Regions from separate parts of the Mus musculus genome. Here all the other regions are linked to region 1. Evidence: chromatin loops called from intact Hi-C (ENCODE). Cell type or tissue: heart. All regions are shown on one strand. Region 1 has its middle 24 kb from the start of Myzap. Region 2 holds the start of Polr2m (polymerase (RNA) II (DNA directed) polypeptide M). Region 3 overlaps Myzap (myocardial zonula adherens protein).

Region 1 (2,500 bases):
CACAGCGCCCTCTTCTGGTCATTGTTGGTATTGCATGCACATTGTGCCTATGAATATATACCAGCAAACTACCAACAACAACAAAAAAAATCTTAAAAATGTTTTTAAATTTTCTCCCTCCTTCCCTCTTTCCTCTCTTTCCTCCTCCTCTCTACTCTCTTGCTCCACCCTGCTTCTTTCCTTTCTGCCTCCCCCTCTTCCTTCTTCTCTCCTCCCCTTCTCTTTCTCCCTCCAATCTCACTGCTTTTGAGATAAGCTCTTATTACATAGCTCAGGCTGGCCTTGAACTCATAATCATCTGCTTCAGCCTCCTGAGGACTGAGGCTATAGGCACACGTCACCTCATCCAGCAGTCTCTTTCAATAACGAGTCTATGTGAGGGAGGGAGAAACCCTGATGACTGTCGCCAGCCCGGAAGATAGGGTACACTCACATGCAATAGCAATTACCACTTCTGAAATACACTGGGAACTTTTCAAAGGGCTCGGAGTGAAACCACAAGTCATCTAGGCCCAAGGAAGCAGAGGGAGAGGACTGACCTGGGCCTCAAAGCTTGGACCATGACTCTACTCAGCATTGACTATCCACCAGACACTTGGATAGGAGGACAGACTTCCACACCTTCCCAGGATGGCCCTGGGGCAGGGAGGAGTCCTGGGTGACAGAATGGGTGTGACAGGTGCTTGGTAAACAAGACAGGAAACTGTCTTACTCAGGATGACACCTGGCTATCTGTAGTACTATGGCCTTGTGAGAGCTGGCCTCTGCTGAGACATGGTTGCCAGCAAACAGTCTCCATGACCCTGGACTAGCCTGTCTTTCTTGGACCTTATGGTTCCCTCTCCAGACTCTAACTCCCCTCACCGCATCAGTACCCAGGGCTGTTGAACCCCCACCCCATTGCCCACATAAGGCTTTGTTTATCCCAAAATACCTAGTAGTAAACAATGTGTGAGTGTAAAATAGCTGCCAGCAACTATAGTCAACTAACAAACCCCTCCCCCAATCCAAGACCATCGCTGCCTTCCCAAGCCGCTAAAGCCAGTTATTTCCCCTTTCCTTATTTAAGGAAATAGGGCTAGGCTGTTCCTATCTGTCCCTAGCTGCTTCCTACATGGAAGAAGAACCCACCCTCACCTGGATTCAGCTTTCTGTTACTAAGGAAATTTGCCCATCACTTCCAAATTTGTCCCAATCTATCAGGAGTAGAGTGTCCTGTCAGTTTTACATCCGTGACCTTTCTGTGTGACCTTAGAAGCTATCAGATCTGCCCTCTTCCTACCGGCGGGGCTTATAGAAAGTTCTAGGGACCTGATAGAGGGCGTTTGGATTGGAAGTGAAAGAAGATATCTACAGAAAGCACAAGAGTCAACCCCCCAGTAGCTTCCATCCACACTGCCCCTTGGATTCTGGGAAGCCTAATGTTGTGGTTGATTGGCCATGATTGATATGAAAGACCTAAAGCAGAAACAACTTTAAGTCTTTCTGTTTCTGCGGTGTTCACCCTGGGGTAACTGCTGTGCTCTCTGCTGCCACCCAGTGGCTGTATTGACAAAGACCAGATGGGAAATTTAATCTGGAGGCTCTTAACAATGGGGCCTGGGACCAACAACAGCCGGTCTTAAATCCTCAAGGTTATTCTGAAGCACATTCAAGTTTTCGGAGCAGTCAAAGGGGCTTTCTGACAAGCTTCATTACCCAAGTTCAATCCCCAGGACCCAAATAGGGGAAGGAGAGAACTCACTGCTGCAAGGTGTCCTGGACCTCCACATAAGGAAGCTGGCACATGCAACTACACATATGCAATCAATCAATCAATCAATCAGTCAATCAATCAATCAATCAATCAATGTGATTTTTAAACATTAAAAATATAAAAAGAACTAAAACTCTCCAGTTGTGTTAAATTTTTTTTCAATCTCCTTCTCAGGGAAGATGAAGCCTGGAAATGGTATTTAAGCTCCTCAAAAATTATGGTGCCAGGAGCCGGGGAGATGGCTCTGTGAAGCCCTTGGAGGAGAAGCAGAAGGACCGAGCTCTGATCCCAAGAGCCCACATAAAAAGCTAGGCACTGCCGCACATATGTGCACCTCTGGCCTCTCTGTAGGCACGCATACCACCTACACGCTGTACACACACACAACACGGCTCCAAATCTTTTCCAACTGCATCTTCAGTCAGTCTCCATTTATCCTGGGCTCTAACTCAGTTGAGGTCCAAATATCACCCCTGTTTTCGCATTTCTAAAGATGCGTTCACTGGGAAGGTGATTACTACAAAATAAAAGGCTCCAAGACTTCACCTATTTCCAGGTCCCCTCAGACACCACCCAGGAAGCCTTCTCCTATTGATTGCTGTGGCAGATATGGTCATTTACATTTTGAACCTCACACTTCGTTTTTCTGTGAATCAAAACTTAATTTTTACTTAATAATGAGTTCTTAGTGGGCTTTTTTGACCCACCAAAGCTCATTGTCTGAGCCCTCTTTGTCCCAGCATT
Region 2 (2,500 bases), 130 kb before region 1:
AGAAGGTTAATTCACTGCTAAAATTAACAACCCAATCTTGAAAAGTCAAAATACCTACCTGTTTCTAGTAGGAACCCCTCCTGCCAAATGGTCATTGGCTCCTTTCCCTCAGTGACAAAAATTCCCTTTCTGGTTCTTTTCCTTGGTTATATAACAAACAGGAGAAGGGGGCTAAACCTTGGGTCCTCTATTTTTCCTGATACATTTATTCCCACGTTTTCAACAGTATTAATGCCTCTCTGCAACTGAGTTCCTCTCGGTTTTTTTCAGCCTTCTCTCTCTTGTGCCTAATACTCATTCCTCTGGGTTTTAATCGGTTGGCTTTTAATTAACTAAATGCCTGCAATTACTCCCTCAACTGAATACGCCCAAAATAAAAAATTAACCTAAAATCCATCCCTCTCTCCCAATTTTCCCATTATTCTTTGTTGCTCCCCAGAAACTTCAACCACCTGTTAACTATTAATATATATTTGTCTCCAAATTATTACACCAGTTCCCCCAATCCCTCGATTGCCTTCATGGTCCATTTTTCCCTCCTTGCTGAAAAAAAAACCTCTCAGAAAATATCCTTTTGGCGTCTTCCTTCAATCCTGTTCCTAAACAAAGCTGCCTTTAGGCAATCAGCTATCATCTTCTCCCCACTACGCATGAACCAAACTTTCCAGCCCGCTCTCCAAATCTATGGTTGGGGAAAGAGTGGGGCTTCAGATAGAGAGAAGGAAATCCCACACGTTCCGATCAAGAGGCTTTGGTACCGGAGCTCGTTCAAAGCTGTAGTGCGAACATGAAATCGAGCAGGCGCGGCTGCCGAGTGAGGGCCGGGCAGCATGGAGCCATGCCCGCGCACAGGACAGGCCTGGCTCGGGAGGCCTGGCCACGCAAGGTCACCTTCGCGCGCCAGGCCGCGGGGCGGGGCGGGAGACCAAGTCCCCGGATCCCGATCCCTGAGAGCCTGTTCCCTGATCCCGATCCCCCGCAACCGCGACCCCAGGGCCACCGCTTACTCGTTGCGCAAAAGTCTCTCCTGGCGCCTCAACCTCTCCCGCAGCTCCGCCGAACTCTGCCGCCCCAAGTCCTCGGGAGCTGGGGGCTCGAAGCCGCGGGGCAGCGAGAACATTGCGCACGGGCTGCGGCTGGCGCGGCGGGCAGGGATCCCCGGCGGGGCCCACGGCGGGCGCTGGCTCCGCGGCCGGCGGCGACTCTGGAGCGCGAGCGGGAGTCGCCATTTTCCCGGAAGAGCACGGCTTCTCCGAGCCGAAGGGAGCTTTATTGAAATGCCGGAAACGGACAGGCCAGGACGAGGGGACGCCCGAGGAAGCGTGCAGGGGCGGAAGTTACATCACCGCCAAGGCGTCTGGGTTTGGCGGGCTTTCTCTGGATGGGCCTTTTGCTTTCCCGGCTTTTCGCCTGTGCACTGGGAAATATAGGACACTCAAGTCAAAGACTTACAAACTCACTTCTAATAAGTAAAATATGACGAAAGTAATAGAGCGTCGCATCTACGATTAAGCAATCAAAGTTTTGGACAAAAAATTTACAGGGATTCCTGAATGGACATTAATCACAGTTAAAATAAATAACGGGGTTATAATGATGGCTCAGTGGCTAAGAGGGCATACTGCTTTTGCAGTATGCCAGAGTTTGGGTACCAGTGCCCCTGTTGGGTAGCTTACAAATGCCTTTAGACTGCAGCTCCAGGGCACTTCACAAACTCTGGCTTCTCCAGACACCTGCGCACAAACACACACACATTAACATAATTTAGTCTTCAAAAAATAACAAGTGACCAATATAGCTAGCTATAATAAAATGCATATTAGAAACAATATAGTCAGGTATGGTCGTGCATGCCTTTAAGTCTGGCTGACTGAGTTCAAGGCCAGCCTGATCTACATAGTGAATTCGAGGTTGCAAAGTGACTCTGTCTCAAACAAAACAAGATTTGAATATTTGAGCAAGTCAGAATATCAGGAATTAGAAAGGTCGACCATGTCAACTGTTGGAAATAATGAAGAGCGACTGAGATTCCTACAGACTGCTAATGGGGGAGCAGAGGATGCAAAATAGTACAGCGTCTTTGGCAAGTAGTTGGACAGTTTCTGATTCGGGCTTTGCTGCCCTGCCCCTTTTTTATTGCTAGGCAGTATTGCATTGTGAGTTGTGTGTTTATGCTGAAGGATATTTGAGTTGTTTTCAGTTCTTAATGATCACAGATCAAGTCACTGTCAACATTTTTAATAGATGTTCATGTCAACATAAACTCTCATTTCTCTTAAGAGTGGGCTTATTAAGCCATATTAACAAAGGGAATAGAAAGGAAGAACGGCTCCACTCTTGACTTCCACGGCCTGAGAAATTCCTCTAATCTTTTAGGGATTTCAAACCAGGGTTTGTAACTTTGATGCTGAAAATATTCAGGACTAGGAGAATAGGAGTCTAATAAAAAATATTTTCATACAGGCCTAAGTATGAGTGTTCAGAGATATAAAAGTGCTCA
Region 3 (2,500 bases), 72 kb before region 1:
GTGTTGACTGAAGTGGGAATTCAGCATTCCTTAGTGACTAATTCAGTATGCAGTTTTCCAAACGAGGCCCAAGTGACCTGGGGTGATTGACTTGTGACTTTGTAGATTTTGTCACAATGAAGGGAAGTTCTCAGAGAAAGCCACGCCTGTGTTAAGGAGCCTACAAGGCTGGGCGGCTGATGAGAACGTGCTGATTGTGGGGAGTAGGAATGTTGCAGGTCCAGAGGCAAATGATCTCGGGCTGTTATTAATTGCCCAGCTGTGTCTGACTTTGTGAGTGTCATGTGAAACCTTCTGAGGTATATTACCATAATAGGCCATTAGTAGTCAACCATCCAAAGCTAAGAGCATCATCAGACAGCTCCTACGACATATGACAGAGATTTCCCCACCTGCCAATTCTCCTAATGATGTATTTGAAAAGTGCCTTGATTTATGGCTTCCTTTTGCTCTGTAACGATAGAGACTTCACAACATTATCATTTGGGGGTACCCTAAATGCATGTTCCCAGGTCATGATCATTCAATTCTGACTCCAGAATAAACTCTCTCATTCCCTTTGAGGTGTGTGTGTATGTGTGTGTGTGTGTGTGTGTGTGTATCCTCTTTATGTAAAGCAATGACAAAGCTGAGATCACAGTAACAGATACAGTCTAAAAAAAGAGACGGTTCTTTGTCTAAGAACACGGTGGAGCTGGTGAGATGGCTCTGTGGATAAAGGCACTTGCTGTGCAAGCCAGGCCGCCTGGGTTTGATCCCTAGAACTTGGGTAAAGGTGGAAGGAGAAAATCCACTCCATAGAGATATCCTCTGACCTCTACATGTGTCTTGAGGCAAGTGTGTATGCATCTGTGCACATGCACGCGCGCGCGCGCGCGCGCGCACACACACACACACACACACAATAAGAAAAAATAAAATAAAGAATATTGCCAAAGTCAGCAGATTTCCACCAAGTATCCCTGCAGGCCACACGGAATCCTGGAGCAACACTAGCAAGCTCCGGGATCAACCCCTCTCTTTGTAAAGGGATGCACCTGCGATCTGGGGCTGAATACTGACTCTGAGCAGCCAATGTACACTGAATGGGACCCGACGCTTTCCTCATTGAGAGTGCCACCCGGTGGCTCTAGCCTGGCCCTGCACCTGAGCCTGCACCTCCCCTGGTTCCACAAGACCTGTTTCTAAGACCACAGTCAGCTCCAGGGCCTCTCTTCGGCCATATCCTCTCCTGTGCTCCCAACTCCCGCTGATTCCTACAGCTCCGGGCTCATTTCCAGCTTGGTGGCTCCTCTGGACGAGCTCACCTGTCCATGGCACTCGGCCACATTTCTAACTTCAAACAAGGCATCTTCATAAACACCCACAATAGTTAAGGTTTTTAAATTATTCTCTCTTTTTTTCTGTTGATGTGACCACAATGTGCTAGACAAACTTATTATTTTTACTTCCCAATTTAAAGATCTTAAATTCAGAATACTTTTAAAACTCTCCTCTCACTGTTAGAACCCAGAAGCCGGTAGGTGGCGCTAGTGCCACTCACAGTGCTGGCTCACAGCGCTGGCCTTTTCATTACACTGACGTCCATACTCGGGTATGAGAAGCGTGCGAGGGAAATGTGAACTAAAAGGCATGAATGCCAGACACTGCACACGTCCCTGTTTAAACACACACCACACACATGCGGGGTCAGCCCTCTGTGCTCCAACCACTGTGGATTCAACCACCTGCATATTAAAATTATTTGAAAAAATAAAATTACATCTGTGTTGAGCATGTACCGATTCCCCCCTCATCGTTATTCTCTAAACAACACAGAAAAACAACAATTTACACTGTCTTTAGTAGTATATGTGATCTATAAATGATTTGAGATACACAGAAAGGAGACTGGAGAGGCAGTTCAGCAGTTAAGAGTACTTGCTGCTCTTCCAGAGGGCCACATCTCCAGTAGCTCACAACCACATGTGACGCCAGCTCCAGGGGGATCTGACACTCTCTGCTGACTGAAACAAGTAGTGAACTCATATAGGGCACACACACACACTCTCCAAAGTAATTCTTTAATAAAAAAAAATTAAATCTTAAAAACAAAACAAAACAAAAAACATAGAAGGATTAGGCCTGGAGTATACAAAGACCATGCCATCTACATAGGAGACTTGACCATCCAAAAATGTTGGAATCCTTAGAAGGTTCTAGAACAAAATGCCTCAGATGCTGAGAGCCAAACATATGTATATGTTTCCTTCACTCTCTTTAATTAGGAGCATTTATCATACTCTGGAGAGAGGATATAAAACACACTATTCTGAACTTGTCTGGAAGGACCATTTTTAAAAAAAATCTCTGATTTTGGTGTCAGTCTCAACTCCTTTTAGACAAGGGTTTAACTGATCCAAGAGCCAATCAATCTAGGGCTTACACATAGTCTTTCTAATACTAGATATGAGCAGACGCCCTTGTGTGAGGAAAGAAGATTGCATAACTTAAGGCATCC

Evidence for each region. Peaks named below come from ENCODE experiments on the same cell type or tissue, not always from the same donor. Only the 100,000 strongest peaks of a DNase experiment are listed, where the experiment ranks them.
Region 2: it touches region 1 in a loop (3-fold over the local background); 3 of 42 quality-filtered maps call a loop at or near these places.
Region 3: a loop joins it to region 1, with 6 times the contacts of the local background. A loop is called at or near these places in 34 of 42 quality-filtered maps.

The regions. Positions count from the first base shown.
Region 1 is chr9:71,614,845-71,617,344 of GRCm38, forward strand. No RefSeq gene overlaps it. Among named protein-coding and RNA genes, the nearest start is that of Myzap, 24 kb to the left of the region's middle. In heart, CTCF peaks have their summits at 19 (motif pointing left) and 1,538 (motif pointing left); a DNase peak (open chromatin) is centred at 1,537.
Region 2 is chr9:71,484,677-71,487,176 of GRCm38, forward strand. Polr2m (polymerase (RNA) II (DNA directed) polypeptide M) reads right to left here and starts at 1,307. Exons shown (of 4, transcript NM_178602.3): 1 at 1,008-1,307. The coding sequence starts at 1,120. In heart, no CTCF peak of the experiment used is centred here; a DNase peak (open chromatin) is centred at 1,325; H3K4me3 peaks cover 1,632 bases; H3K27ac peaks cover 1,817 bases.
Region 3 is chr9:71,542,468-71,544,967 of GRCm38, forward strand. All of the region lies in intron 10 of Myzap (myocardial zonula adherens protein), which reads right to left. Among named protein-coding and RNA genes, the nearest start is that of Myzap, 49 kb to the right of the region's middle. In heart, a CTCF peak has its summit at 1,508 (motif pointing right); a DNase peak (open chromatin) is centred at 1,584; H3K27ac peaks cover 456 bases.